Regions from separate parts of the Homo sapiens genome. Here region 2 is linked to region 1. The links are chromatin loops, found by intact Hi-C in ENCODE. Cell type or tissue: GM12878. All regions are shown on one strand. Links, peaks and the distances in the headings refer to the core of each region. The heading gives the core; the rest is flanking DNA. Region 1 overlaps ZCCHC7 (zinc finger CCHC-type containing 7). Region 2 overlaps ZCCHC7 (zinc finger CCHC-type containing 7).

The links. A loop is a pair of places that touch in the nucleus more often than their neighbours do. Peaks named below come from ENCODE experiments on the same cell type or tissue, not always from the same donor. Only the 100,000 strongest peaks of a DNase experiment are listed, where the experiment ranks them.
Region 2: a loop joins it to region 1, with 2.4 times the contacts of the local background. A loop is called at or near these places in 5 of 110 quality-filtered maps.

Annotation. Positions count from the first base shown.
Region 1 is chr9:37,285,904-37,302,918 of GRCh38, reverse strand. ZCCHC7 (zinc finger CCHC-type containing 7) reads right to left here. Exons shown (of 9, transcript NM_032226.3): 3 at 688-731. Among named protein-coding and RNA genes, the nearest start is that of LINC01627, 100 kb to the left of the region's middle. RefSeq lists an enhancer at 378-427. In GM12878, for the core only: no CTCF peak of the experiment used is centred there; DNase peaks (open chromatin) are centred at 8,658 and 9,087; H3K4me3 peaks cover 340 bases; H3K27ac peaks cover 2,500 bases.
Region 2 is chr9:37,201,134-37,218,148 of GRCh38, reverse strand. The region is part of intron 2 of ZCCHC7 (zinc finger CCHC-type containing 7); the gene reads right to left. Among named protein-coding and RNA genes, the nearest start is that of ZCCHC7, 89 kb to the right of the region's middle. RefSeq lists an enhancer at 3,595-4,794 and a silencer at 7,783-8,077. In GM12878, for the core only: a CTCF peak has its summit at 7,998 (motif pointing right); no DNase peak of the experiment used is centred there; H3K27ac peaks cover 2,132 bases.

The DNA.
Region 1 (17,015 bases), core at 7,670-10,169:
TGAGATAATTTCTTTCCACTGGAATCCTTTTAAGATCCATTCTGCCTACAGAGTGACCCAATTCTAACTGTCCCATATTCTAATCTAAATCTAGGATCTTGTAAGAGAGTACCAACAATGCATATCATATGGAATATCTAAAGAGGAACTGTAAATCCCAACCATGCTTTAGCTTGTTTGGTAGAATTCCATCTTTAAAAAAGTTTTCATCTTTTATTTGTTATTTTGCTGAACTGGCCAAGTGGACCACATGTAAGTACAATCTAGCTATCTCCCAAAACCAAGTTATAAAATTATTCTCTTTTTGTAGCATCTGCCACAATTAAGGCTAATAATCGACAAAGACAAACACCTGCCACATCCTAAAAATAGACTAACCATTTCCTTACACTGAAGAAGCAGTTATTTCCGGTGTTGATCTTTTTAGTGGTACCAGGCCATATGGGCTGAGAGGACTCACCGCAGGAGAGAAACAGAAAGGGAAAGGGGACTGGATGATTACAGCTATTAACTCACTGACAAAACTCAAGGCTGAACCAAGTTTCTGAAGAGTTAAATCACTCATATGCTAAAATCAAATGTTTTCTTATAAGCCACTTAAACTTATTAATGTTCCAAAAGTTATCATAATAAACTATGAAGCAAAGGAAATTATTATTCTGAATTTTAAAAACAATTTGATTTTACCTCAATGTCTTTGTCACTGATGGACCAGTTTATACCATCTTCTCCTACAAAACAAATAAATTATTACTTAACCGTGGCACTTTTAAAGGACTTATAGATTGACAATAGATTACACAATTTATGAGTACTCAAATTGGACCCCAAAGGTACACTGAGAAATGTTGAATACCTGAAATTCCTATTTTGGCTCTGTTATTAATTATGTGGCCCTGGACAAATACTTAACCTCTCTGAGTCTCAGTTTTCTGACCTGTGAAATGGGATAATAGTATTTTCCCTGTCTGCCTAAAAAGTCCTGTGAGAATAAAATGAGGTATGTGAAAATACATTGAAAAGCATCAGACTACATACAAATATTAAAACAAAAAAAAATCAGTGAAGGGCCCAAAAATACAACAGCAGATGCAGAATGAAATCTTAACTTCTTTTATCTGACTAAAGCAGAGCTTTACTGAGGCAGCTGTCACAACCCTCTCACACCTCCAGGAGGATCCACAGGAGGGAGATGACTGACACTGGGCACTGAGACATAACAAAAAAATTGTGTAAATGAGATCTTTCTGTCCTTTGACTCCCTAAGCTACCCCCTCTTGTTAAGTTGGTATATAGCCCCTTACTTCTTGTTTTTTTTGGAGACAGGGTCTTGCTCTGTTGCCAAGACTGGAGTACAGTGGTACCATTTTGGCTCACTGCAACCTCCGCCTCCCAGGCTTAAGCAATCCTCCCACATCAGCCTCCTGAGTAGCTGGGACTACAGGAACTTGCCACCACGCTAGGCTAATTTTTATAATTTTTTTGGTAGAGACAGGGTTTCACCATGTCACCCAGGCTGGTCTCAAACTCCTGAGCTCAAGAGATCCACCCACTTCAGCCTCCCAAAGTGCTGGCATCTGTGGTGTGCCACAGCAAGAGGCATAACCCCTTACTTCTATAACCCTCTAAACTCTTCTTCAGAGTTACTGATATTGAGTGCTCCTTCAAGTGTGAATAAACCTTATCTTTTCTCCAGTTAACCTGTCCAGTATCAGTTAACTTGCAGGCCCACAATTTGAACTCAGCTTGGTAGAGGAAAAGTATTTCTACCAAATATGAGTATTAACTGTGTCCACTAGCTTTGCATTCTACATGACTTTCATTATAACAATAAAAAAATTAGACTCTGAATAATATCTCACTAATAGGGTTAGGTTCTTAGCACTGTATTTTATAACATCAAAAACAGCAAAATAAAAGAAAAAAAAGGAGGCCAAATATCCAGAAACCACTGATTAATCTAAAAATACAACTGTAAAAACCTAGTGGGGGAAATAATCTCCCACATTTTCTTGTATCAGCTATTTTCTTTTCTTTCCACTGTCCTTTCACAAACGTGCAAATGGCTGCTATTCCTTTGGTCCACCCATGGCCAAGGGGGAAGGGACCTATGACTAATGCAGAAACTAAAGTGTTGACAAAAGGACTGAAAGATCTTTTTCTCCCTTTAAAGCTAAGATTTCCTCTGTCCTCCTACCTTACTACTTTCCTCTATCTCAAAAACACAAATCAAGCTTGACTTGTTTCTTTGAAAGGCTTTTGAAGAGACATGAAGTAATCTACATTTTCCCAGGCCTACCAGGAGTAAGTGTCTAGAGATATATTTTTAAATAAAAAACTTTTCTAAGAAAACCATGAGGCTGCTTTACAAAAAGACCAATCCACAGGTATGCAGAGATGCTGTGCTGATGATTATTTTCTTTGTAACATTTGGAGGCTGTATCCATGTACTGAGAGTGAAGAATACATTAAATAGCAGCAGCTTCTATTCCTTCATCAACCATCCATGCTATTATTCTTTCATTCAAAGGATCCATGTATGAAGCATGCTTTGCTACAACTTTCAAAGCTGCTTTTTGTATCTCAATGTCTTTCATCATTAAAATTCAAAATGACCACTTGAAATTATGTTAACTATAAGACTGACTTAAAATTGTTCTTAAAAAATGAAATATAAAACCAATGAAATGCAAAATGGCAACTGTTACCACTCTCCAAATTTACACATAAACAGAAAACAGTAAAAAAGGAAGGTTTGAAGGAGGGAGATCGACTCTATTCAGATTGTTTTAACAATCCTGTGGGATTCAAAAATATTCTTGTGTACAGTTGTCCCTCAGTATATATGAGGGATTGGTTCCAAGACTACCCTGGTAGAACCAAATCCTTGCACACTCAAGTTCCCGTCAGCCCTGTGGAACCTGCACATATAAAAAGTTGGCCCTCTATATACGTGGGTTTCACAGCCTATGAAAACTGTATTTTCAATCCATTTTTGGTTGAGAAAAAGCTGCTTATAGGCAGACCTATGAAGTTCGAACCCGTGTTGTTTAAGGGTCAACTGTACTAACAACTCCTCAAAAAGTTATAGCATATTCATATTCTTACTATAGAAAATTCATCAACAAGTATACAAACTAAGTTTCAACAATAGATCAAGTCAGTATTTCTCAAGTGGTATATGAAGCAAAGACATCACCAGGAACACATAAGGCAATTCTTGTCCCTGCCATGGCTCCAAGGTTCCAGTTTTGATTTGAACCTAGTAATGACAGCAGCTTCCTGCCCTTGATCTTTACCTATTGTGTCTAAACTCAAAATCTCACCCCAAGGAAAGCTTTGTCTAGGGCAACTCCTCAGAACTTCCACAAACAGCAAATTCTCCAACTTGTTAAATTCTGGGTATGGTACTTGATAGAAATCTGGCTTCTAGAGTTAACTGTGCCGCTAATTTGCTGTGTGGTGTTGGGCAGGATACTTAAGATCTCTGGGTCTGTATGACAATGGGTTAGAATAAATGGCATCCATGGTGGCACCTTCTAGTACTGAATTTCTGATTCTAATTTTCTCTCATTACTGGAATTATATACATTGTCACGTTGTGTAATTTACCTGAATTAAATCTTCCAGACCTTTGCAACTAGCACAAGGTAATTCGCCTTAAAGAGGACTTTCCATACGGCCCAGGAACACTCATCTTCCATGTGTCCACCACCCAATGCCATAGAATGTTAAATGGGACTGCCCTGAATTGTAAAATTAAGACTGCCCTAAGAATGCCTGTCATCAACCCATAGCTGCTTTTATAGGGTTGTTCTTGCTGATAACTGGGATTGTGATTCTGTTCAAATTTCAGAGCCGTGATCAAAGCAGTAGCTGGTAATTCTTTCTTTGTATGAAATCAACTCCGTTTAACAAACATCTATTGGAAGATTAAATGAGCAAGGTGCTAGAGGGTAAAGAAAGATGTAAAGAGCTTATAGCCTTAGTAGAGGACAAGGTGACAAACGAAAGGAGAAAGAAAGAGTAAGAGAAGGCCAAACAAATGCTATGGTAAATTCAGAAGAATGGATAATACCTCAATTTTAGGGAGAGAAGGAAAAAAGTTACAGAAGGCAGGGCCGTAAAGGAAACTAATGAGGTGTAACTTACATGTAATAAAATGTACCTATGTAAAAATACAGTAGGATTCAATTTGGCAAATGTATACACCTGGGTAATCACTATAAAAATCAAATGTAGAACATTTCCATCATCCCAAAATGTTACTTTGTGCACATGTGCAGTCAATCCCCCACCTGAGGCAACCACTGATTTGCCTTCTCTCACGATAGATTTGTTTTGCCCCTTCCAGGACCTCACATATATGGAATTATACGTTATGTACTATTTTGTGTCTGTCTCATTTCCTCCTGAATATTTTTAAGATTCATCCCTGTTGTTGGGTATTAGCAATTTGTTCATTTTTTTATAATCAAGCAGTATTCCATTGTATGGATATAACAATTTGTTTAGCTATTCATCTGGTGATGATATTGATATAGTTTGAATATATGTCCTGGCCGAATCTCATGTTGAATTGTAATCCCCAATGTTGGAGGTTGGGCCTGGTCAGAGGTGACTAGGTCATGGGGGTGACCCATAACCTACAGTCTATTTTTTTACACTTTGCCCCCATTTGTGGAACTATTCTGCTATCTTTATTACACATACAGACAATTACTGCATAGTAGTTATGAGAAACATCTTTATATGTGCATGGTGATCCAGGGCTATAAATTGCTTTAAACATCATTTAGTCTTCAAAGCAACCCTGTCCATTATGCTTACACTAATGTTCACTTTTTTATGTGTGTGCTTTCCAACATAGGGCAAAAAAGGGCGACTTGTATTTTGTTGGAGATGCAGTGGTAATTTAGCTATTTACTGATATCAGACTGCATTCACATTTCAAACGTTCTGGGGAAGAATATGGGCTGGATTTCTGAAAGATAGAAGCTAGTTCACCCCAAGCTTTAGTTATACTTAGTCTGCTTACATTTGGCTGTGTTAGAAGAGCTGAAGATCGTCATTCCTTTACTAAGAGAGTAGCTACAGATAATTACAGAGCTGGTTATCATGACCTTTAGGGACAATCTGACAGAAGGTAGTAGCTAGTAAAATGTATTTCCAAAGATCACCAAAGATTATTGAGACAGAGGGCTCAGTTCAGCATATCCAGTTGGTTATCTACACCGCAGGTGCCAGAGACTAAGAATCATTTCCTCAGCCTAATTTCCATATAGCTCCTTCTTATAAGGAAGCCATAGATGCCTTACATTTTCCAGATATCCTAATTTGTTACATCTAAAATTGTAAAACTCATTATTATATTTCACCAAAAGGTAGGTATGTATGATTCAGCATACAATGAACTAGAATTTAATATTCCACAAATCAATGGTGAATTTGCCACTAATGGTGATTTAAGAATGTAAATGCAACTTTCCTTAAAAAGTTTCCATTTAATAGTGTCAAGTTAATTTTCAATAAATATTTACTGAATCTCTCTCATGTAAAAGACATTTTTGGAGACAGAAAGATGTCTTAGACATGGTGCTTGCCCTCAAAGAATTTACCATATAGTAGAATAATATGTGCTATCTAATGCTACCTAAAAAGCATGACTGTGTTAAATAAATAACCATGATAATTGAATTTTTAACAATAGAAGGCTAATTTAATTAACAACAAGCTTTTAAAAAGGACAAAAAGTATATATTATTTGGGAAAATGAGCTATTTAAAAAGCAATACTGAATTCTGCCTATAACAAATTAATTTATGATGATTACATCACTAAAACAGTCTCCTATATGTAAGATAGCTTCTAAAACAAGTGTGGGCCAGATGCAGTGGCTGACTCCTGCAATTCCAATACTTTGGGAGGCCAAGGTGGGAGGACTGTTTGAGCCTAGCTTAGGTAACATAGTGAGACCTCATCTCTACGAAACACACACACACACACACACACACACACACACACACACACACACACAAACTAGCCAGGTATGGTGGTGCATGCCTATAGTCCCAGCTAATATGGAGGCTGAGGTGGGAGGAGGGCTTGAGCCCTGGAGGTTGAGGCTGCAGTAAGCCAACATGGTGCCACTGCCGCCACTGCGTGCCAGCAGCCTGGATGACAGCGCATGACAACCTTCGCGATAAATAAATAAAGTAAGTAAGTAAAACTAAGTGTGTAGGTCTGTTAGCAACTGTTCTATCCCCAAATAATCTGTGTGCCTATACATTATAGACTGTGAGCTCATGGTTAGAGATTCGGAAAAAAAAAAAAAGAAACAATAGCTGGTATATACCTGTAATCCTTAAGGAACCAAAACTTTGGACTTTCTCAATATCTATTCCTGTACTTGCATCATGAAACCAAAACTCTCCCTGATCTGAGATGGCATTCTTTCAATGCTCTAAAACATAGTGAAATGTTAAGGAAAAAAAAGAAAAAAGGAAAAGTAGAAAAGGTTGTAAATAACTCTCCCACCAGTTAACTTAAGTATTTGGGCAGTTATACCATAAAAGTAATAGCATAAAACTTATTGTCCACACCTTCTTTTTATACATCTTTTTTACATTTGTAATATTTTAAAACAAAAGGTCATGTCTGTAATGTGCTTTTCCAGTTCTGTACTTTTGTTCATGGCATTCCCTTGATCTCCAACACTGTCTACCTTTTGCCCAATTTTCCACCCAACCCAGTACAATTTTCATGATTGCAAACTTTGAATATCTTTTAAGGCTCAGCTCCTCAAAATCAATGTATTTAGGCTGGTGCAAAAGTAATTGTGGTTTATGCCTTTGAAAGTAATGGCAAAAACCACAACTACTTTTGCACCAACCTAAAGTAAATAGATAATATTCAGCAGTTTTCTCACTTGACCTCTAGGAGGCATTTACAATTCTCTTGGCTGATAGAACAAAATGCTTTCCTATCTCTTGTCCCCCTTTGTGGTTTCCTCTTCACTAGTTACTTGGTATACTCCATACTTTACCCATTTTCTTCTACAACTTTTCTCCCAGATTATGTCATATATGCCCATAGTGAGAACTACCAAATTTGCTTCTCTAGCCATGTCTTTTCTTGGATGTCTCACAGGTATTTCAAACTCATATTCACTAAAATGGAATTATTTTCTCTTCCTTAAAGATACAAAAACAAAACCCCTACTTTCCTTCCTTGTATGTCTTCTATCTCAATGACTTGCACCATAGTCTGTTTTCCAAACCAGAAAGCTCAACTCAGGTTCTCTCTCACTTTTCATATCAAATACTATAAATAGGGTATCCAAAATAGCCTCAATGCCACGATTTTAGCTCAGGACCACTTAATATCTTACCCAGATTATGAAATATCTTCTGACTATTTCTATTATCACACACTGCTTTTCATTCCACTGCTACTTAAGTAATTTCTAAAATATAAATGTGAATACATTCTGCCCTGAATGGTCCCTTGCTGCCTACAGGATACACATAAAATTCCTTTGTATACTATACAATGTGCCTTTCATGATTTGGCCTTTACTTTCATGATTTGGCCTTTACTTGTTTCTCTTGCTTCATTTTCCTGGTCCCAATGTTCCAGCTATGCCTAATAATTTCCCCAGTTTCCTGTTGTTCTCTGCAGCTATGCCTATACATTTATTCTGTGGAACACCTGAATTCACCCCCAATTCATCCACTTGGAATTGGGATATGGCCATCAAGTCCCTACTCACCTCCACTGAAGTCTTATCTGGTACCCCTTCAAAAGCAGTGATGATCACTCACAACTTTGTAATATCTGGACTTAACTGTGTAATTTCTATCTTTATATCTTCCAAACATCAAAGCATGATTGCTTAGTTACCATAGGTATTCATATTTACTGAATTAATTAATTAAATAACATTTCTATCTCCTTTGAATTCCCTCTAGTAGTAGAAGTAAATTCTCCTTCAGTCATAGTCTGAAAGCATCTTATCTATATTTTCAAGGATCCTGGGCACTTTTAAACTCTGTATTAAGGGCTATGTCAATAAATATTTTATTTCCCTCTCTATATCAAAGTGCTCTATGGACTGAGACCATATCTATTTTATCTATCCAGTTATCAGAATAACTTGAATACTATGAATAATATCAGAAAATAAAATTGAAAAGAAAAAGCAAAAAAGGAAACATTCATATGGACAACTGTATGAATAAGTACTGTTCTGAATTGGGGCACATAAGCCAGTAAATAATTTAATGAACTATCATTATATAATAAAAATTCAGTAAGACAGTTCTCTTTGTTTAGGGAAAAAACTTACAATTTCTGTAATAACCAGTTCTTAAGAATTAAAATGGACTTCAAAAAACAACCCTGCCATTACTGAAATAACACTGTGGTAGAAACAGAATCCACATGAAATAAGATAATTGCATGTTTATAGATAATCATGCTTGTACCTAACCAGTGTTTATGGATTAAAGACCACACAGACAAAGCTGCCAGATATTTATGTCATATCCTTTCCTGAGCCTAACTCCACTACACCAGATAAACCCCTTGGGATCTTTCTCACTTCTAATAAGCAACTGAAACAGCCACAGATGAAGTTACTATTCCCAACTTCATCAGCAGCATCTGTTTTCAACGGAAACTTTTGAAATACACACAATGCCACATTCAAATCCCCTGAGGGCTAAGCCACTTTATTCACTTACATTCTTCTGAAACTGCTCCCTTTTTCTGTCTTGGTTTTCTCAAATTTATACTTTTCAATTATAACATTGGTCACAAAACTGTTTTAGTCATTAAAATTTTTCACTGTATAAGTGGCAATAGTTTAAATAAAACACATTTTAATAGCAGAATTTGCAAGTAAAGCATCAAAATGTTCATCTTATTTTAAATCATATTAAATTTACCAGAAACAATTTTTTATTTTTAACATGTGTGTAAAAGAAATGGGGATTTCTTTTTTTAGAGGTAGAGGAGGAAGAAGAAAGAGGAAATAAATACAGGTGCTTAGCAGAGGGTCATATAGAGCTTTCGCTAAGTTATTAGTCATATTAAGGCCTTTGTCTATGGAGAGAGAGAGAGAAGGCCTCATCTCCCATTACCTCTGTCCCAAACGTTCAGTCAGTGAACCACCTGGCTTACAAAATATTTATTCAGAAATTTAAAATGACCCTCAAATCATACTAAGAAACAAGAAAGAAAGGGAAAATGTATCAACAGAAACAGTCAATATAACAAGATTATGGAAGTTGTTTTTTCTTCCTTTAAATATACTGACTATGGATGCCTGTTCCCCACCTCCAACTGTCCACAAAAGGCAAAAAGAAAATATACCATATGTATATTTACAATATCTGTAAAATGACAAGCATAAATAAAACCCATTTAAATCTAATCAAGAAGCTACTTTTAAAAAGGTTTCTAGGGAAGATTTAAAGGCTGTATAAAAGTTTCTATCTATCTGCTGATAGCTAGCAATCTGGAAGCTACATTCTTTCAGTTATCCTATTATTTCTTTTAACATTTCCTTGTCTACTTCCTGACTCCTTTTTTTCTCCAGTGTCTGGTTCTCTGCTTACTTGTTCCTTGGTGAAACAAATCCAGAACAATTTGCTTTTTTCCTATAATTTTTTTTAGGTCAGATTTGCTTCACATCTTCCTCCAGACCTTAGATCAAACATGTTCAGGCTCACACTTCAAACTGTTTACAGGATATATCACAAATGTTTATATTACATTCATTGCAAGCTATAACATATCCAAAGCACAACCTACCATTCCAACTCCACTTGAAATGGGCATAAATACCTTCTCCCCTATTGTTATGAGTGCCTCAAAACAGGTTTGTTTGCATCTTAACCTAATATTTCACTCCCATTGTCCAATCAGAATAGGTCTTAAAATTCCACATTATATTCCTTTAAAATGTCTTTCCAAGCCAGTACTTTGGTTCCCCCTTCCAGTCATTACAGTTGTTCATCACCTGAGATCTAAGACTGTTTTCCCTGTGCCTTCAATTTCATTTGATACATACCAGCGAGATTCTCTCTAAATCCAGTTTCATATTTTACTATTAATTTTTATCAAAGCAATACACATGGTTTTTAAAAACTCTAAAAATACTAAAATACCATGTAAGAAACAATACCAGTTCTCTCCTCCTTATGCCAGCTCCCATTCCCAAGAGGCAACCACTTACACCTCTTGCTATTTCTTTTGGTATTTACTTGAATATTTCTAAATCATGTTCATTCTGTTTTTTTTTAATGGATTTATCTATCTAATTTCTAAATTCATAATAAAAGAGGATTTAATTATCTTATAACACCCTATCTGAATTTCTTCTCCCTCCATCCTCAGGTTAAATTTATATTCAATTTATATAATGACTATGTAGTGAATGAAGTACATTATTTTTCTTCTTACACAACATTTTAATTTTTCTGAATTTAATAGCAGTTTAGTTGTTTCATTTACTTGGCCTAAAAAGTCTACCTACTACCCTACCAGCCACCAGTACTTCATCTCTCCAAGTTTAGTCATCTTCACATCTCTAGTGCCTTTTCATTATATTCCTGCTCCTTTATACTAGGAAAAATAGTTTTCACCATTCACTATCTGGGTCCAATGGGACCTTTTAATAAACTAAGTCATTTCATAATTTATAGAAGAATAAAGAGATAATGAAAAATAATTTTATAAGACATTTTAATGAGACTATAAAGACAGCAAACGCATATTATTCCATAAACATACCTGAAATATGCAACATGTGGAATGCAACTACTCATCAATTATCATGCATGAACCTAGATTACATCTGTTTAAAAATACTCATATCAGATTTTAAATATATTTCTTCTTTGCTTAATAACTGTAAAACATGGCCAGGCGCAGTGGCTCACGCCTGTAATCCCAGCAGTTTGGGAGGCCAAGGCAGGCGGATCACCTGAGGTCGGGAGTTCGAGACCAGCCTGACCAACATGGAGAAACCACGTCTCTACTAAAAATACAAAATTAGCCGGGTATGGTGGCACATGCCTGTAATCCTAGCTACTCGGGAGGCTGAGGCAGGAGAATCACTGGAACCCAGGAGGTGAAGGTTGCGGTGAGCCAAGATTGCACCATTGCACTCCAGCCTGGGCAACAAGAGAAAACTCCATCTCAAAAAGCAAAATTCCATCTCAAAAAAACAAAAACAAAAACAAAAAAACTGTAAAACATTTTCACTTTTAGATTCATAAGCAACAATCAGAATGATCAATTGAAAAAAAATTTTTCATTTCTATATCATCTATTTCCTTCTAATCGCCCCTGCATATATACCTGTCTACAGCATTTGCCCATTTGATAGAAACCAGATGAAGTAAATTTAGATGCACAAATATCATAAAATATAAAAAAAATCACATGTCCTTATCAAAGCAGGATGATTCAGATTCCTGTCATATATTGTGTGATGAACAATGTTCTGTTGAATGAGTAACTATGAGAATACTCTGCTTTTTTTTTTTACACAGAAATACATCATTCACTTATCAGTTCTTGAGTTTTAGAAAAAACATCTACCAATATCCACTGAAAAATCGTAGTCTGAGAATTACTTAAAAGATGAAGTTCATTACATCATTAGGTTCTAGTACCTAGACTACGTGTTTCTTTGCATTCATCTTCTGATTCATCTAAAAATTGTGAAAACATGTTTTGTCAATTTCCTATTTGCCATTTTGTGTGGAAAATATAAAATTGTGAATTCTCAGCCTTGTTCAATGAAAGTGAAAGAAGATTATAAAGACAGTGTGTCTCCAGACTTCTACTGCACATTCTTGAAAGATAATGCAATACTTTAGGCAGCACAATAATAAAAGTGAAGGATGATGTAACAGTGATGATTCATGTCACTCCTGCATTATCCTTCTAGGCAATTTCATCATTCTTCTGTTTTTTTAAAAAATTAATAATTTAGTCTTTTTCAGTACAACTGGAAATAATGAATAAGTAATGATAAAATTATTCCTAGGATGATGAAACAGTATAGTTTTTCAAGATATGGCAGGAGGCCATGAAGTATCTTAGATTTATAAAAGGGTCCAATGTACCCACACAGTAATTCTGAAACAGAATTAGTTTTATTGTGAAGAAAAGTAAAACTCTTCTCTAGTCTTTGGAAGACGTTTAAGAAAGAATCAAAGTATGTACTATCAATTCCTTTTTTTTGGAGACAGAGTCTCACTCTGTCGCTCTGGCTGGAGTACAACAGCCCCATCTCAACTCACTGCAACCTCCATCCGCCTCCCGGGTGCAAACAATCCTCCCATCTCAGCCCTCCAAGTAGCTGGTACTACTGCGACATGCCACCACACTTGGCTAACTTTAGTATTTTTTGTACAGATGGGGATTTGCTACGTTGCCCAGGCTGGTCTTGAACTCCTGGGCTTAAGTGATTCACCCGCCTTGGTCTCCAAAAGTGCTGGGATTACAGGCATGAGCCACTGCACCTGGCCTCAATTCTTACAAATAGTTAGAAACACTCAAAATAAAAAAAAATTTTCAAACTAAAATTGGGTCCAATAAACCTGACGGTATATTCAGGGTTAAACTAAACATTACAATTATTCCCAATATTTACCATTCGTTTATTATTCAACAAATATTAACTCAGTTACTATCATTTGCAAGCACTATTCTAGATGCTTGGGATATACATATCAATGAACAAAATAGACATTGCTTTCCTTGATAGAACTTATCGTCTAGTGGGAAAGTGAAACAATTAAAAACCAAACATATTAAATATGTAAATGATGTACATTAGAGAGGCATAAGAGCTTTGGAAAAAAGAAAAAGTAGAGCAGGGTAATGGAAATTGGGTACGGGTTATAATTTTACATAGGGTAGACAGAATACCCTTCACTGACATTTAAGCAACAACTTAAAGGAGATGGAAGAATTAGCCATGTACTTCTGCGGTAAGAGCATTCTAGGCAGTAGGCACAGCCAAAGCAAAGTTCTTAAGGCAAAAATATTCCTGATGTGTTTAAGGAACCGGAGACAGGCCAGTATGGCTAGAGTGCAGAAAATGAAGGGAATGTGAAGATAAGAGTACAGAGGTATTAGTTTATGAAGGGCTTTGTAGGCCATTATAAGGATTTTGACTTTTACTCTGAGTGAAACAAAAACTCGTAAGAGTAATATGATTTGACTTATAACTCAAAGAATCACTCCACTGAGAAGAAAAAATAGATGGGAAGGGCAAGTATAGAAGCAAGGAGATCAGTTAGAATGTTACTGCAATAATTCAGTCCAAAAAAGATAGTACCTCTGACCAGGGTGGAGTAGTGGGTATGCTGAGAAGTAGAGGAATTCTGAATATAATCTGGAGGTAAAGCTAATAAGATTTGTTGAAGAACTGGATATGAAAGTAAAAGAGGCCAGGCGTGGTGACTCATGCCTGTAATCCCAGCACTTTGGGAGGCCGAGGCGGGCAGATCACGAAGTCAGTAGTTCGAGACCAGCCGGGCCAACATGGTGAAACACTGTCTCTACTAAAAATACAAAAAATTAGCCAGGTGTGGTGGCAGGCGCCTGTAATCCCAGCTACTTGGGAGGCTGATGCAGGAGAATTGCTTGAACCCGGGAGGCAGAGGTTGCAGTGACCCGAGACCACACCACTGCACTCCAGCCTGGGCGACAGAGCGAGACTCCACCTCAGAAAAAAAAAAAAAAAGTAAAAGAAGAACACAGTAAAAGATGACTACCAGGTTTTTGGCCTCAGCAACTAAAATGATAATTACTGCAACTAAAAAATGCAGAGGAACATGTTTTGAGGGAAAGATGAATTTAGTTTGGACAGGCTGGATTAGCAATAGTATTAAAATATTCAAATGAAGATGTGGAGTATGCCATTGGATACTGGATTATGAGTCTTAAGTTTCAGAGACAGATCTGAACCGGAAATAAAATTTGTCAATTATGGCATGGAGATGGTATTTAGAACAGGACTGGGTGAGAGTACCAAGGGTTTGAGTGTAGAGAAAGGATAGAACATGAGCAAGAATTTAGGAGTAACCAGTGAGGTGAGAGGAAACTTGGTGGGGGAATAGGTCAGTGCCCCGTAACCAACTAAACACAATGTATCTATCAAAGAAGAGGTGTTATCGATTATGGTAAATGCCACCAATAGGGCAGGTAAGAAAAAGACTGAGAACTGACCCTTGAATTTATTAGGAAAGTCACTGGTGATCCTATTAAGAGAAGTTTGGATGGAATGGTGATGCAAAAACCTGGCTGGATTAAAAAGAGAACTGAAGGAGAGAATTCAGGGGCAGTAAATATAGACAAATGTTTGATGATTTTGACCACAAAAGAAATATTCATTCACCATAATGTGGTACCCTATCTCCTTAAAAGTTCTACCTTCTATTATGGCAAGACATGACTTGGTATAGAAGGAAGAATTTGTATATTAGATGGATAACAAGCCCCCAAAGCTACTTGGGTTTCAATTTAGCTCCAGAAAAAAAAAAAAATCTATCTACCTATAAAAAAATCTATCTATCTATCTATATAGATAGATAGATAGATTTTTTTTTTTTTTTGAGACAAGGTCTCACAATGTCACCCAGGCTGGAGTGTAGTGGTGCAATCATGCCTCATTGCAGGCTCAACCTCCTGGGCTCAAGCAATCCTCCCACCTCAGCCTCCCGAGTAGCTGGGACCACAGGTGTGTACCACCATGCTTGGCTAATTTTTTATATTTTTGTGTTATATGGGGTTTTGCTATGATGCCCAGGCTGGTCTCAAATTTTTGGGCTCAAGCCATCCACCTACCTCAGCCTTCCAAACTGCTTGGATTACAGGCATGAGCCACTGCACCCAGCCTCTAGACAGAATATTGACAGAAGGTCTTTAAGTCCAAATGGTTAAATGTTTTTTTTTTTTAACCATTTAAACTCACACTGTGTTGACTTTCATTTCTAATACATATAATATGTCCTGATAAAAACCAGAATACTTTTATGGAGCAAAAAAGCTGTAAAAACAAGAAAAACCTTCACATTTGTTACATATTTAAAAAAAATTTAACACCATTGATCAAATGTAATTAGGACTAGCTACATAAATGTACCTATAATAAGTATATAATAGTAATTAGGACTAGCTACATAAAATGCAAAAAAGGTACTTTTTTGTGTGTAAAAACACATAAATATGTATACACACAGAGAAATAAAACAGTTAAACAGTTTCTACCTGTTTTTGTGTACTTCCTTTTCAGATATTGCTTGCTTAGAGTCTTGGCCTCTGTTACCGTCTAACTTGAATTCATAAAACTCAATGGCTCATGGTTTTCAAAGCTTAGGCCAACGTTTGCAGAACAAAGTCGCTTTGTTATTATAGGTACCAATGTACCTATAATAAGTATTACTGATTTGAAGTTGAGATTGCCAGAAAGGAAGCAAGAAGGCACGAGGGATTGGAAATTATTACATACAACTTTATGTTAAAAGGAAAACAACTTTTAAAAAACCTCATCCTAGTTGACTGTATACTTTTGTACAAATGCTCATCCTGATTTTTGAAGAAATTGATTTTAATGTATGACACCTCAAAGAAAATATGTATAATACAAAAAGAATGTTCAAATCCCCACTAACAGACTTTTCTAGAGAAAGAAAATCATGGCTGGGCATGGTGGCTCATGCCTGTAGTCCTAGCTACTTGGGAGGCTGAGGCAGTAGGACTGCTAGAGCCCGGGAGGCAGAGGTTGCAGTGGGCAGTAATTACACCACTGCACTTCAGCCTGGATGAAAGAGAGAGGCTCTGTTTCAACAACAGCAGAGAGGAAGGAAGGGAGGGAGGGAGGGAGGGAGGGAAGGAGGGGGGAGGGAGGGAGGGAGGGAGGGGGGAGGGGGAGGGAGGGAGGGAAGGGGGGAGGGAGGGAGGGAGGTGGGAGGGGAGGGAGGGAGGGAAGGGGGAGGGGGAGGGAGGGAGGGAAGGGGGAGGGGGGGAGGGAGGGAGGGAAGGGGGAGGGAGGGACCGAGGGAAGCAGGGAGGGAGGGCGGGAACGGGGGGGAGGGAGGGAGGGAAAAAGAGAATCAAGATTAAATTAATAAAAAAAGAATATAGGACATAAAAACAGCTAATACATATAAAGAGCTTATTCTGTGCCAGGTACTAAGTTAAACATTTATGTATTTTTCTTTTCTTTCCTTCTTTCTTTTTTTTTGAGACAGGGTCTCACTCATTTGCCTAGGCTGGAGTGTAGTGGTGTGATCTTGGCTCACTGCAGCCTCAGACTCCCGGACTCAAGCAAATTCTTGTGCCTTGGCCTCCCGAGTAGCTGAGAATTCAAGCACACCTAGCTAATTTTTGTGTTTTTAGTAGAGATGGGGTTCCACCATGTTGCCCAGGCTGGTCTCAAGCTCCTGATTTCAAGTGATCCACCCTGGCCTCCCAAAGTGCTGGAATTATAGGCATAAGCCACTATGCCCAGCCTGTATTTCTAATTTAACTCTCATAACAATCTTATAAAGGTAGGTATTACAATTTTATTTCACAGATGAGAACAGGTGAGGTTTATGAATTCATAAAAATATGAATAATAATTGATTTAATACCAAAAATCTTCTCAGTGGCAGACTAGAGGGCTCAAACCCATGTTTACATCCAAACCATGCTCTTAACCAATATGCTATATAATCTCCCTAAATTATTTTATTAATAGTGTTCTGACTTTCTCTAATAATAAAATTACTGGTACTCATTTCAACAATTTCATTTCATCATGTACCACATGACAATTACTAATGGGAAAACATGTTTAAAATTGCATCTTTCTACTTTTAACATAGGACTATATTCTGATATGGATATGAATGATGGTATCTGAAGTTATACTAGTCTTCTATGTAGAGAGAAACTTGACTGAGATTTTACAAAAATAATGCCCCAAGTTTCTACTTGTGGTTAAC
Region 2 (17,015 bases), core at 6,622-9,121, 84 kb after region 1:
CAGTAAATAGCTCGTGATCCTTGTTATGAAACCATAATTAGGAATTTAATGGCCCTAAATTTGTCTCTTTTCCATACGATTTTTCATAGGCTACTGCTAAATTTTAATATCAGAGTCCAGCAAAAAGAACTAGAAGATGATTAAGTCTAAAGAATTAATGACATGCTTTAAAATAGAATTTCCAAAGTATATATCCAGAGGAATAACTACTGATAGGCCATAAGCAGAGAATTTCCAAACAGAATATTCATTCAAGATCATCATTACTGAAGAGAAAACTGGCACATTTTAAAAAATGATTTATCTTCATATCCAGAGTAGGATTACCTCTGACTCTAAAATATAACCCTGACAATCTCTGACATTTTCTCTAAGTTGTGTGTAAATGTCTTTAGAATAAACTCATCCTCACATATGAAGATTAAGTACAAGATACTGTTGGAAATTTAAAATAGCAATAATTGGGAAAAATTAGACAAGAGCATGGACACAATATTATTAATGCTCTAGAACATTTTAGTGTATATTATTCTAACAATAATCACACGGATTTTTTTTCAGCTGAAGGATAATAACCATGTGGAAAACATGTACTGCATACATTCTAAGTATCCACTTTAATCAAATTTGAGGCGAAAGGGGAGCTTTATAAGGTGCCAAAATACTATAGGTTTTATTTTTGTATTATCATGCTAAACAGTTCTTTCACTGATTGAAGGCTGCTTGAGTTCCTAAAAGTTTTTATAATTTTTACATGACTCACATAGACTAAAACAGAAAATTTCCAAAAATTATTGTGAAATAACATATAGGCTTATAGACACAGTGCTTGCCACATTTAAAAATGAATTTAGAAGATACAAATAATTGCTGAAATTTCTCTCATATGCATGAAACATTTCTTTTTATTTTCACGGATACTGTTAAGAATTAGAAATAAGGTAATTATATAAACACATTATTTTAGTATTAAGAAAAAATATTCATCTGTGTTTTCACTGAAGGATTCTAACTATAAAACATAACCTTCAGAATTCTCATCAGCTTCTCTCCTTAAGTCACTGTAAGATAGATACACCTGTAGCAAATAAAGAATAAAGGGAGCCTTGTAGGAATATTATTGAAATTTTAAATAAAAAGAAAAGTGAGATAGAGGATAAAGTGCATTTTATAGTATTTTCCTACAGTTTTGAGTAAATATGAATATCTTATTTCAAATTTAATAATTATTATTAGAAATTATCCTTAATCTACAGAGTCAAAACTACTTAAGAACATTTTAAAAATAAGAGGCTTTCATAACAGTTAACATAAAATCAAATGCATACTACAATTAAAATTACAAAGACTTCCGTTTTCTGGCTGTTCTAAGAAATGTCTTAATAGAAAATTTTATGTCAACATTATGCCATGGGCAATGAGATAATGCTCTCCCTATAAGATACACTTTTTATTTATTTATTTATTTATTTTTGAGACAGAGTCTCTCTCTTGTTGCCCACGCTGGAGTGCAATGGTGTGATCTTGGCTCACTGCAACCTCTGCCTCCCAGGTTCAAGCAATTCTCCTGCCTCAGCCTCCCAAGTAGCTGGGAATACAGGTGTGTGCCACCATGCCCAGCTAATTTTGTATTTTTAGTAGAGATGGGGTTTCACCATGTTGGTCAGGCTGGTCTCGATCACCTGACCTCAAGTGATCCGCCCACCTCGGCCTCCTAAAGTGCTAGGATTACAGGCGTGAGCCACCGCGTATGGCCAAGATAAACATATGTTTTCTAACCATTTAGAGCAAATAAAATTGGAAAGGTATAAATAAAATAATGTCTCACAATAATATAATAAAATTTCTATCAGATGCAAGCAACAACTATTTCCTTTCATGCTCACAAACATTTTTCTGTGGCTCAGAAATATGAACCATATACAGGCAATTCATGTACTTTCTAAGAGACAAGAATGAAAATTACAGAAAATGCTATATGACCTCGTTAGTAAAGAAATAACAGTTCTATTACCTACAGCAAAAGACAGGAGTTTAGGATGTCAGGAACAGTTTAAAGCCTCTATGATCAAGTAATATTCTCTGAGTCACTACTTTGTTAGTTGTGTGGGAGTGTAGCAAAAGGATTATTGCTAATCCTTTAACTGTGAATAATGATTTATTGAACAATTCCTACATAAATTCCAACTGTGACCACAAAATCAACCCCTCATAGGCCAAGATATTTTCCTCTTATATAACAAAATTAAAATGTTTAAAAATATACACACACAATTAAATCAATTACAAATTGATTTATATGTGTGCAGTAAAGGCTTTACAGCTTTTATTTACAGCATTCATTTTTATTTTAATCTTAAACAAGTCTAAGTATGGCCCTTCCACTTAGGTATCAATTAAGAGTGGTAACAAAATTTCAAAATACTTTTTCAAATAGGTGACAGTCATTCAGAGAAATAAAGAAGCAAGACATTAGAATGAAGTTAAGTGCATCTTTTGTCAGTAACGTGTGCTGCTCCCACTGGCCTCATAAACAAGCTGCTCCTTTTTGAATAAAGCAGACCTTCAATTTAAATTTATGGAAAGACTAAAGCAGGAGAGCCTGCACTCACAATTTTAATAACCTATTAAGTTGCGACTTCAGATTCATTTTATAACCACGCTCCTTAGGGAGCTATGCTATCTGGATAAAGATAAAATTTTTTTCCTTTAAAGATAAATAGCATCATTAATCTGCAACATTTCTTTTCTATTATCTTTCGAAATGAGGAGTTATTTTGTTCTGATCTTGAGGTAATTAGCCTTCATTCACTAGCCTGAAAATGTCTGTGTTCTGAAAATTAAAAATGTGTCATTAAGTGGAATTTACCATAATGTCATTTATCTTTATATAGTTCATCAGTGACAGCAATGGGCCTGGGAATCCATCAGCTTTTACCAAGGAAGCATTAAAACAAATTGAAAAACAGAATAATCCCAGACACTCTTTAACACAGTCAAAGCCATTTGGGTAATTAAATAGTGGTATTTAAAGTTTTAATTTAGATTTTTCCCTCTGTTCATCAGTAGTCAAATGAGATGTTCATATTCATAACTGTTTGTAATAAAAGGTTTCATAAAGCAAGCAGAATATCAATGTTATTAAAATTTAATGTAACATAGGGTGAGCTTTAATCTACAAAATAAAGTTTTTATTTTCCTACACCCTGATTTATAAGATTACATCAGAAATATCTCTTTCTTCAACTGTATAGGTTGCAATATTAGTTTCACAAAAACTGATATTCAATACCCAAATAACAAAAAAGTATATGACTTGAAATTGAGCTTCATTATTACCAATGCTGAGGAAGAATAGTATCTCTTCCACCTTTAATTTGTTTTCACTAAACATACTCCTCCAACAATTATTGTACAGAATTATGAGACACAATTATGAAAATAAACTCTGCTTCATAAAACATCAAAGAAAATAAGAATTAAATTAATGTAATAAATAATTCAACTAATAAATAAGAATTAAAATAAAATAAGTATTTTGTGGTGGTAAAGGAGCACAGAGGCATTGTTACTATATAACTAATTCTATCCATATAGTGATGAGAAACAACACGACAGAAACATAGCTCAAAAATCATATTGTTAGTTAAGACATTAAAAATACCCTGAATAGACTTCTAAAAAACACAACATAATGAAAGCAGCTGAAAAAGCTAAACTGTCATAAAAATGTTTCTTAAGTATAATAGCTTCAATGCACAGCTTCATTCAACATAATAAAAACATCCAGTATGTCCCTTTCTATGTATCTAGAAAAACCGAATCTGGGATAATGTTTCCTTAACATAAAAATAATCTAACAACATAAAGATTAACTTAATGCAGCATGGCTCAGTACTAAGTAATTTATATTCTGAACTTACATAGTATACTCAAATGTGTTAATGAGTGTTTCAGTATGATTTTATGTTAAACTACTGGATAACTTAAATTTAAAGCTTTGCCACATAGATATGCAAATTAAGATTTCAGATGTCTTGGGGAACAATCCTAGGAATAAGTGATTCTTTGTAAAATATCTAAAATAGAAATTAATTTTCTTGTCTGATGAATTCTAACACACAAATACACACACACACACACACATACACACCATTGAGCGAATCTCATACCAAATATTGGTTAAGGACCTAAAAACTTAGAAAAAGCTATCTATCATCTCCGATTCCCAACTAGCTTTTCAATGTTGTTGATTTACTCTGCACTGAGCCAGGGAAATGGAAATATGCAATATTAAATAAGTATATGATTTTATCATCCATTTCTTTAAAACAATGTGCAAGATAATAAATCAGAAATTTTTATAATCAAAACACTTTAGAAACAATCAATTTTACAATAAGGAAAGGAAAGGCACTCTCAGGAGGTGAAAACTTGGCATATTGGTACTAGTCAACAACAGCACAAGTAGGATTAGAATTCATGTATCCAGGCTATTCTTATACCATCTGCCTTGCAGATCAATGAATCTAAAACATTTACTCAATATTTATGCATTTACTAAGTATGAATCATCAGATAAATAGACATTACTAACAATAAAAAGCATATTCTGAATTTGACACCTTGTTAAAAGTTTTCAGACAGTATTAGGATCCCTGTATCAATAAAGCAACTAACAAGGGTTCTGTTGCTGCCTTGAATGATCTGCTTTTGAAATTTTAACTAATATTTCTTAAAATAACATATTTACCAATATAATTTCTAAGTCTGTCTTTATTCATCCTGTGGAACTACAGGTTTTCTGTTATATTGTCATTTTAGCTAAAACTATTTGCTTGCCCCCTTTAAACAAGGAAATAACACTATCCAGGTCAGGTTGAGCAGTAATTACATTATCTTCAAAATTGTGTGGAGGAAGGACCTTTTGGTCAAATACAACTTTCAAAAAAAGTTGAAGCTCAAATAATTTGTGGTTATCCTCATTAATCCTTCTTGGTACTAAACATTACTAAACCAATTTTATTGGTAAATAAAAATTCAGCAGAAAAGTATACATGTATTTGCAATATTGTTTAAAATGGTTTTAAAAAACAGAAAACAGTTGAATATCTAAGCGAAGAGTTCAGTAAATTCCGAACATCCACTCTGTCTATTCTATAGAATATAATTACAGCTATTAAAAAGTCAAGCCCTCTATCAACCAGGGAAACTTACATAGTAAAAGTGAAAAAGGTATGTCTCAGAGAAGTCTGTAAAAAAAACAATGACCCCAAAACTACTGTGCATGTGTTCTTTGGACAAGCATGGAGAAAGATATAGAAGGATTCAGAAGGTGTATACACTGATATATTGTTGATGTACAGGTAGAGAAGCTGTTAACACTGTGTTTAGGGGTCAAGGAAGCAAGAAGAGGAAGAAAAGTATTAACATTTTCTTAATTAATCCTGAGAGAGAAGCAATTCATCCAACAAGGTGAACGATCTGTTCGATGGGGACTCTGAAGTAAGGCTGGGCTGCCTTAAGCTGATACCAGAGCCTTAGAGTTCCACTGTTGGCAGAATTATTTGCTAAGATCTAATTTTCAGTTCATCTCAATGATTCAGATAGCCAACTAAAAAGAAAAGAAAGAGAAAGAGAAAAAGAAAGCAAGCTATTTCACAATTACACCCTTAAGAAAAGCAATTTTTTTTAAAGATCTGCTCTTTTCTAAAGTAGAAAAAGTCTTTATTTTCCCACTCCAAAAATTTTTTTAAAGGAATCATTAGGATAATGGCTGACTAAATCAGTATGCCTGTACAAACAAATTAAAATATTTCTAAGTAAAATTTTTTTTTTAGGTATGGTAGAAGATTGGCTCAGGGTTTCTCAATCTTGGTACTACTGACATTTTGGGCCACAAAAACATTTATTTAGTGGCAGGATGTTTAGCAACAACTCTGGCCTCTACCCACTGAATGCCAGTAGTGCCTCCTCCGCCTCCCCAGCTGCCACTAGGTTGTAACAATCAAAAATGTCTCCAGACATTATCAAAATGATCCTGGGAGGTAAAATCATCCCCAGTGATTTTGCCAAAGATTTTCTTTTTTTTTTTTTTTTTTTTTTTTTTTTTTTTTTTTTTTGAGACGGAGTCTCGCTCTGTCACCCAGGCTGGAGTGCAGTGGCGCCATCTCGGCTCACTGCAAGCTCCGCCTCCGGGTTCATGCCATTCTGTCGCCTCAGCCTCCCAAGTAGCTGGGACTACAGGCGCCTGCCACTACACTCGGCTAATTTTTTGTATTTTTAGTAGAGATGGGGTTTCACCGTGTTAGCCAGGATGGTCTCGATCTCCTGACCTCGTGATCCGCCCACATTGGCCTCCCAAAGTGCTGTGATTACAGGCGTGAGCCACCGCGCCCGGCCCTAGCCACAGATTTTCTAAGCGAAATGACTTAATGTTTTACACTAGCAACAGTCCTTTGCAGACTGCTGAGCAACATTTCCATATTAATATTCTACAGTGAAAAATGTTAAAGATAAAATAATATCACATAATTAACATCCTATTACTAAGACATGAAAACTGAAGCTTTAAAAGTATCCAGAAATGAGAACTATCATTACAAAACATACTACTTATCTGCATTATAAATAAAAAAAAATCTCTAGTGTGAATCAAAGCACTGTGAGAGAACTCAGTATTTGATGATAAAGATGGAAGAAAAATAATATGTATAATGTAATCTATCTTGGCTGCATATACAGCTTATGTTATTAAAAAACCAAAACCAAAACCAAAACCCCAAAACAAACAAACCAAAAAACCCTACAAGTAAAACCATATGTATGCTGAATCACTCTCTCCCACTAAACTTAAACTTCACACCTTCATTGAAAAAATTATGACCCAATTCAAGACTTTACATTTCTAACATTTGTAAAAATCTGTCTTTCTCCATCGTTCATACAATGTCATAAGGTAACAAAACATATATTAATCCCTAAACGTTTTGATCATGCGAAACACTTAATTCCCAGCTTACTGGAAATTCTTTAGAAATAAAAATAAAATGTTTAAAACTGTCACACTGTTCCAGCTAACCAGCAAAACTCACTATATGAATGATCAACTGGAGACATTAGCATTCCTGGCAGAAGGAACTACACAGAAAAGTAAAGCCACAAGAAAATGTTTAAGTATAAGGCCCTAGGGAGTATGTGTACAGGAGAAAGAGGCAGAGACAGACTGAAAGACATAGAGACTAATCATCTGACCAGACAAATGGAGTGACTTTCAAACCTCTTTTAGTTATAGAGCCCTATTTTAAAGAAACCAAAATATGCAAAAGAGATTAAAGCCTAAAGGTTGAGGATAGAAATCTGGTGACTTGACCCCTACCTTTCCAAGGGAATGCCTAAGAGGCTTCAAAAAAAACCTGTTTAGAAACCAGTGGAATAGGGTAGAGAAAATCTGTGAGGGGACTAAGAAATAAGATTTTAAAAAGTAGGTTGGGGCATATTATGAATTGCCTTAGATGCTGGTTAAATAGTTATATTTAGTAGATATCAGGGAGCCATTGCAGATGTCAAAATGGGAGGGAAATGAATGATGTAATGCACACAAGAAACAAATGAAATAAACCTTGTTCATTATTATACACTACTCCTGAAAAATCTTGGTGTTTTCTACATAATCTTATTTATCACATGAAAAAGATCAGTAATATAAGATAGGATGAACAGTATGAGGGCTAAATATAGTTTAGTGAAAGGATACATTTTAATATTATAAATACTAAATGTTCATAGATGTGGTTATTTCTCACTGAAAAAGTACAGCCTCTTCTATGAGTCTCTTGAAGGTCCACGGCTGCAAATGCAGACTTTTAGATGTCATTCTCCGTGTCAAGTGGCAGCCAGCAGTCACACCAACTGTCAGTTTGACAAGTCCTCTCTTAGCATTCAGGGATAAAGTGCACATACACAACACCCTTCCTGACAAAAAAGAAGCCAGGGAGATGAGAGCCAGCCACTAGAGGGAAGACAATCAAGCTGGCAGGAAAGGACTGGCTATGACAATAAACCAGAGAGCCAAGAAAGGGTGAAAGAAAGCTTGCTCACTCTGAAGCCAAAAAATAAAAAAATAAAAATAAATAAAAAAACAGGAAGAAGAAACAGAAAAAGAAAGAAACCTAATCCTATATCATGGGGTCAAATGAAGAGAAAAAAAAACTGTCCTTGGTGGATTCAAAGAGAAACCAATAATCCAGAAAGGCTTCTGACTTCATGTATTACTATCTGCCCAAGTAATCTGCCCACAAATAATCTTTAGCATGAACATGTCCACTCCAGTAACTTATTCTCTCCAGAACACACCCCTACCTAACTACTCCACACTTCTCCAGAGTCCTAATGCTGCTATATGCCCACTGATTTCCCTTATAAACACAAATATTTATCCAGTTTATTCAGTCATGCATTCAAGAAGTATTTGAGTACTGTTTCTAGGCCCTGGGGATGCAGAAATGAAACAAAAAGGGTTCTTCTTTAACAGGTAGAGTGAAACCATTAAATACATATATACACACATGTGTATACATACATATGCATATAAAACATTAAGAAAAGGGGGAGAGAAAATGAAAAGGGTAGACAAAGATGTTATTTTATACAGGTGAGGGGAATTCTCTCTGATGATATTTGAGCAAGATTGAAAAAATTGAGGAAGACAGCCATGTAAATATTGAGGTTGGAAAGCATACACAACAGAGGGCACGATACCTGCAAAAGCTCTAAGACAGGAATATACTTGGAACTTTAAAAAAAAAATGGCCAGGCGTGGTGGCTCATGCCTGTAATCCCAGCACTGTGGGAGGCCGAGGTGGGCAGATCACAAGGTCAGGAGATCGAGACCATCCTGGCTAACACGGTGAAACCCCGTCTCTACTAAAAATACAAAAAGTTAGCCAGGCGTGGTTGTGGGCGCCTGTAGTCCCAGCTACTCGGGAGACTGAGGCAGGCAAATGGCGTGAACCTGGGAGGTGGAGCTTGCAGTGAGCTGAGGTCGCACCACTACACTCCAGCCTGGGCAACAGAGTGAGACTCCATCTCAAAAAAAAAAAATTGCGGTTGTATTTTATTATGCCAGCCCCAGTAAAAACAGAAAAGAATAAAGTTATTAATATTTTTTAAAATTTTTTAAAAAGAAGTCAATGTGGCTGAAGCAGAGCATTGATAGGTGATAGTATTAGGAGATAAGATCAGAAAGATAAAGAACCATATCATATATAGCCTTTTTTGCCATGAAATGAATGAGCTGTGTGCAAAGAAATGACATTGTCTGATTTATGTGTTAAAAGGACCTCTCTAGCTGCTTGGTGGAAAAATGAAGAACAAAAATCTAGACACCACTCCAACAGTTCAAACTATGATAATGGTGAATTGGAACAAAGTGATGGCAGAGTAGATGGGTAAGAAGTAACCAGGTTCTGATTCTAAGTATATTTCAAAGGCTTAAAGTGACAAGTTTTGCTGCTGGTGTGGACATGAGATGTAAGTACCAGAAAGCAGCTCAGGATTACTAGAGATGCTGCCAGCCCATAATCATCACTCAATATGATCTGTTACACATTACCTATTCTCATTTCACCTCATTCAACACTGCCATTTCTAAACTTGCTCTCACCCTTCTTTTTGCTGAAGCAGCACTCCTGCCTATTAAAGCTAGAAGTGAGAAAGGGTTGGTGAAGGCAATCTAGTAGACTGTGTTTCAGAAGCTTTAATAGGCCGGGAGTGGTGGCTCACGTCTGTGATCCTAACACTTTGGGAGGCCGAGGCAGGTGGATCAATTGAGCTCAGGAGTTCAAGACCAGCCTGGGCAACAATGGTGAAACCCCATCTGTACTAAAAATACAAAAATTAGCCGCGTGTGGTGGTGCACGCCTGTAATCTCAGCTATTCGAGGGGATGAGGTGGGAGGATCACCTGAGCCCAGGAGGTCGAGGATGTGTGATCATGCCACTGCACTCCAGCCTGGGTGACAGAGTAAGACCTTGTCTGAAAACAAACAAACAAAAGCAGAAGCCGTAACAAAAAATACACTGGAGAAACCAGGAGCACCAAATCATTCATTTAAAAAACTGATGTGAACACCACTAACACAGAAAGGAGGGCCAGAGTACAGGAGGGCCTACTAATTTACTTAACAAAAACTTAAAACTATTCACTAAACCTCGGTCATAAAAAGTGATAAAACGATGAACATAAATATCAAAAATAAAACTTATTAATTTGAAAAAAAATGCTGGCAATGATTAAACAGATAGGAAATCACACCAGAGAAATAGAAATTATTTTTTTAAAGCAATGGAAAATTTAGAAGTAGAAAATATAGTATCTGAAATATTTTTAAAAATCACTGAATGGGCTAAATAGCAGATTGGATATGACAGAAGGAAAAGTTAGTAGGCATGAACATAGATCAGTAAAAATTATCCGATCCGACAAACAGAAAATCGATTTTTTTTTTGTTTTAAACAGAGCATCATAAACTGTAGGACACAGCAACGGATTACCACATGTATTACAGGAATACAAGAATGACCAGAAGGAAAAAATGAAGCAAGAAAAAAGTTTTAGTCTTGAACACAAGGCAAAAAAAAAAAAAAAAAAACTCTGGAGAAATAATAAATAAAAGTTTGATCTCCAACCAGGAAAAATACAAAAAATGTACAACCAGGCACATCACAAACTACTAGAAAGTTTAAATACAGAAATAATCTTGAAAGAAGGCAGAGAAAAATGACACATTAACGTATAGAAAAAAAATGACTACTGACATCATAAAAAATAATAAATGCCAGAACACAGTAGAAATACACATTGCAAGTGCTAAAAAAAGCTTTCAAATGAGATTATATGCTCCAAATATATCATTTAAGAATGAAAGCAAAATTACACTTTCAGTTATGATGGAGTAACAAGGACTACATATACTTCAACTCTAAACAATAAGAAGACACAACTGTATTCATTCATTCATTTAGAGACAGAGTCTGGCTTTGTCATCCAGGCTGGAGTACAGTGGTAAGATCATAGCTCACTGTAGCCTCAAACTCCTGGGTTCAAGCGATCCTCCCTTCTCAGCCTCTCCAGTAGCTGGGACTACGGTTGCACACCACCATGACCAACGATTTTTTTTTTTTTTGGAGAGACTACAGTTTCACTAAGTTATCCAGGCTGATATCAAACTCCTAGCCTCAAGAGATCCCCCTGCCTCTGCCTGAAACACTTTTAGACACACAGACATGGCAGAATAGTGATCCTGGAGAGAAAGGAAATAGGTAAGTTGAATCTTACATTGAGAAGGTTTCCTGGCCACCTTGTAAGGGAGGAGGTAGTCAAACCAGACCCCATCTACGTAATTGAGTGTCAAGGACAGATCACAGAATGTACACAGGTCAAAGTCGCTGCAATTTCCAGAGAAAAATACCAGAGAAACTGGCCACATAGAAAGCTAGGCCCAGCATCGTGGCTCACACCTGTAACCTCAACACTTTAGGAAGCTGAGGCAAGTGGATCGCTTGAGCCCGGGAGTTTGAGACCAGCCTGGGCAACATGGGCAAAACCCATCTCTACAAAAAATGCAAAAATTAGCTGGATGTGGTGGTACATACTTGTAGTCCCAGCTACTCGGGGGGCTGAGGTGGGAGGATTGCTTGAGTCCAGCAGGTTGCGCTGAGCCAAGATCGCGCCACCACACTCCAGCCTGGGCAACAGAGGGAGACCCTGCCAAAACGAAGCGGGAAAGGTGAAGGCGGGAGGGAAGAGGAATGAGAGAGAAGTGGGGAGGAGGAGGGAGAGGGAGAGGGGGAAGGGGGAAGGGAGGGAGAAAGCCGGGAGGGGAAGAGAGGGAGGGGAAAGAAAGCTGAAGATTGGTTTCATCAATTTTCTGGCTTAGTACTATTCTCTTGTGTGGGGATGGAAGGAACTACTTGAAATCAGGGAAAGAACCCTCCTACATGCTTTCCACACAAAACCTACCTTTTAGACATATATCTGTTAAAAATAAAAGAACTAAAAAATGGCAGAAAAGATAGCAAGAGTGGCTGCCTATATTAATATTAGAAAAAGCAGATTTTAGAACAAATGACGTTGTCAGGAATAAAGAGAAACATTTAATAATGACTAAGGGGTCAATTCACCAAAATATCATAATACTCCTAAGAATAGGGCTTCAAAATGTACAAATTAGGAACTGACTAAGCGGAAAGAAAAAAAAAAAAACTCCAACAAATCCACAATTGTACAAATGCATGATTTCAACTTTCCTCACCAAATAAAAAAAGTGGAGCTGGCTGGGCAAGGTGGCTGATGCCTGTAATCCCAGCACTTTGGGAAGCCAAGGCAGGTGGATCACAAGGTCAGGAGTTCGAGATCAGCCTGACCAACATGGTGAAACCCCATCTCTACTAAAAATACAAAAAATTAACCAGGTGTGGTCGCATGTGCCTGTAATTCCAGCTACTCAGGAGGCTGAGGCAGGAGAATTGCTTGAACCTGAGAGGTGGAGGTTGCAGTGAGCTGAGATTGTGCCTCTGCATTGCAACCTGGGCGACTGAGCGAGACTCCGTCTCAAAAAAAGTGGAGCTTACAAAGTACCCATCAACAGAGCCAAGATGACATAAACCATGACACATCTAAGCTGTGAAATATTATGTAGTCACTTTAAAGTGTATTAAAGTATACTAGTTGTTTTTCAGGTGGGACACTCTCATTTTCTAGTAAGGGAGGAACCTGATAATGTTCTCCAGGCCTTTTAGAAAAGAGTTGTTCTTTTGGCCACATACACGTGAAGCTACAAGAAAGGTGATACTGCAGACATCAAGGGAATAGGTACTGTTCAAAAAGGAACACCTCACAAATGTTACCATGGCAAACCTGGAAGAGTCTACAATGTTACCCTGCACGCTGTTGGCATTGTTGTAAACAAACCAGTTAAGGGCAAGATTCTTGCCAAGAGAATTAACCTGCATACTGTGCAGGTGCTAAAGCACACTTAAGATGGGGTTAAACTTTTCCTGTTGTCATGAACCCGCTCCCACAATAACTGCATTAATCCATTCATGAGGGCAGAGCCCTCATGACCCAAACATATCTTAAAGATCCCACCTCCCAACATCTCCATATTGGGGATCAAATTTCTAACACATGACCTTTGGGGGACACATTCAAACCATAGCAGACATGTTAAGTGCTTTGCCCATGATCAAACAGCAAAATCCAAAGTCAGCCTAACTGAAAAGCCCATGCTTAGTTCAGAAAATTATTTTATCTCAGAAAAAAACTACTTTAAAATTCATATGAAGCCAAAAAAAGAGCCCACATAACCAAGACAATCCTAAGCAAAAAGAACAAAGCTGGAGGCATCATGCTACCTAACTTCAAACTATACTACAAGGCTACAGTAACCAAAACAGCATGGTACTGGTACCAAAACAGACATATAGACCAGTGGAACAGAATAGTGACCTCAGAAATAAGACCACACATCTACAACCATCTGATCTTTGACAAACCTGACAAAAACAAGCAATGGGGAAAGGATTCCCTATCTAATAAATGGTGCTGGGAAAACTGTCTAGCCATATACAGAAAACCGAAATTGGACCCCTTCTTTACACTTCATACAAAAATTAACTCAAGATGGATTAAAGACTTAAATGTAAAACACAAAACCATAAAAACCCTAGAAGAAAATCTAGGTGATACCATTCAAGACATAGGCATGGGCAAAGATTTTATGATGAAATCGCCAAAAGCAATTGCAACAAAAGCTAAAAGTGACATATGGGATCTAATTAAAGTAAAGAGCTTCTGCAGAGCAAAAGAAACTATCATCAGAGTGAACAGACAACCTACAGAATGGGAGAAAATTTTTGCAATCTACCCATCTGACAAAGGTCTAATATCCAGAATTTACAAAGAACTTAAACAAATTTACAAGAAAAAAACAAACAACCCCATCAAAAAGTGGGCAAAGAATATGAACAGACACTTATCAAAAGACGACATTTACACGGCTGACAAACATGAAAATAAGCTCAACATCACTGATCATCAGAGAAATGCAAATCAAAACCACAATGAGGTACCATCTCATGCCAGTCAGAATGGCGATTATTAAAAAGTCAAGAAACAACAAATGCTGGCGAGGCTATGGAGAAATACAAATGCTTTTATATTGCTAGTGGGAGCGTAAATTAGTTCAACCATTGTTGAAGACAGTGTGGCAATTACTCAAGGATCTAGAACCAGCAATACCATTTGACCCAGCAATTCCATTACTCGGTATATACCCAACGGAATATAAATCACTGTGTTATAAACATGCAGGCACACATATGTTTACTGCAACACTATTCACAATACAAAAGACATGGAACCAACCCAAATGTCCATTAATGATAGACTGGATAAAGAAAATGTGGTACATATACACCATGGAATACTATGCAGCCACAAAAAGGAATGAGATCATGTCCTCTGCAGGAACATGGATGAAGCTGGAAGCCATCATCCTCAGTAAACTAACACAGGAACACAGAAAACCAAACACCACATGTTCTCATGCATAAGTGGGAGTTGAATAACGAGAACACATAAACACAGGGCGGGGAACAACACACACTGGGCAGGGGCAAGGGGAGAGAGAGCATCAGGACAAACAGCTAATGCATGTGGGGCTTAAAACCTAGATGACAGGTTGATAGGTGCAGGAAACCACCATGGCACACGTATACCTATGTAACAAACCTACACATTCTGTACATGTATCCTGGTACTTAAAGTAAAAAAAAAATTTTTTAAAGAAAAATATTTTCTCTCAAAAGAAACTGTTGCGTACCTGGATTACCTCATTTAAACAAACCAAAATGCCTTTGAGAAAATTATTATTAGCCCTATTTTACAAATGAGGAAATCTGTAAAGTTCAGTAAGGTTATATAGCTTCCCCAATGTCACAGAAACCAAAGCAGATATGGGACTAGATTTGGGTCCATCGACTCAGAATCTCATTTGTTCAAGATACCACCCTGCACTTCCTAGTTGCCCCCTGTAGTTTCTGTGGGTTTAACAAAAGCAAGGGCTATACAAAGAACTGTTTTGCTTCTTTTGTAAAACTTTGGCTGAAATAGTTGTCAATAACTTACATTACTCAGTATTTTGTTCATAAGATTCCAGAAGCCAAATTTTCTCTTAGATTCTAGTGCCAAAACAAGTTACTTTCCTAAAAATAAATCATATTCAACCATTTGTTCACTTGTGCTAAAAACTGTGATGGAGACAAACGTGGATCCATATGGTTTCTACTCTAAAGTAGTTTATAAGGGCCGGGCGTGATGGCTTACGCCTATAATCCCAGCACTGTGGAAGGCCAAGGCAGGAGGATCGCTTGAGTCCAGGAGTTCAAGATCAGCCTGGGCAACATAGTAAAACCCCATCTCTACAAAAAAATTTAAAAATTAGCTGGGCATGGTGGCTCACAACTGAGTCCTAGCTACTGGGGAGACTGAGGCAGGAGGATCACTTGAGCCCAAGAGGTGGAGGTTACAGTAAGCTCCACCTGGGCAACAGAGCAAGACCCTGCCTCTAAAAACAAACAAAAAAGTTTACAGAGATAATACATGTGTATTTAAATAGCCATGATTTAAGGTTAAAAGTAATGTGCTTCTCTTTAATTAAACAAACAATTAAAACAAACAATTCATTATGTTTCCCTTTGGTTTTAACTGCCAAAGCTGAGAGCTAAATTTAATATCTAAATACAATAATCATTTTACCTCAGGTTCCTAGAAGAGGTAACCTCACTTGACTGTTTACCCTTTAACTTTATCTTCAGCTGTCCTACTATTGTACATGCATGTTATCCCAATCTATCTCAAATCCTTTTGTGGAAGCAGACAAGGTACATAATAGAAACAAACAAATAAAAAGGTCTGGATTGATAATACAAACTGAATCCAAAGAATGTAAACTTTTTTATTGCACACTGTGCTATCTTTATTTTTATGCATTATATCAGAGACATTCTGAGTTGCTTAGAGGATCAAATAAGTCAGTATGCTAAATGTACTCTAAAAAATGGGATTCAAGAAACACTTGTGAATAGAAGCTCTATTTCTACTCTCTATTTTCCATAGACATTATACAAGCTCTTAAAACCCACATTGGATTTACATTTAGGATGCGTAAGTTGAGAAAATGGGGTATGGCTGGATAAGTGGTGTCTTCAAAGCCCAGTGCAATGCAGATAATATGAGTTTTGTATAGCTTCTTTGTTTCTATAGCTTTGGGGGAGGTGGTAAAGAGCACTAGATTAACAAAAGTGGTGGCTTAGAAGCCCTACCATTACTCTGCCCTTTTCACATCCTGTGCATGGTAATTTGCTAGTGCCTCTGCAATGGTATCTGCCACATCTTTAAGTGCCCTAGGATGCATGTCATTGGGCCCTGCTATTTAAACATATTCACTTCTTAAAGTAACTCTGGACCACTGGATTCTCCAGTCAGATTTTGCTTCCCATTCAGATTTTCTACACAAAAAGTGATCTTGTGTTTTTGATGAACACAAATAAAATAGCATAGAAAACCTTTAAAATATATTATTACTTTCCTCCTCAATAAAGCTCTAATATTTTTGTTTTCTAATACTTGCAATAAAACAGCTCCTTAGCCGTACAAGCAGGATCTGTTCTTCAGATATGGAAAACCAGAATATTATAATATGCTGACAATAAAGGAAGAAAAGAATGAGAAGGTGGAAGGGCACATATACATATTACTTTTTGTCTCTTTTTCTCTTTGATCCTTTTCTTCTCACTTCAAGTCAAGGAATGGCTAGGAAGCCACTGTAATACAAAAATAATATGGCATTAAAAAGACAATGGATTGAACTGGCCCTTTTCAATCACTAACAAGCTGTAAGACCTGAACAAGTAAATCTCTCTGGATCGTTTTTTAACCTATAAAATAAATAA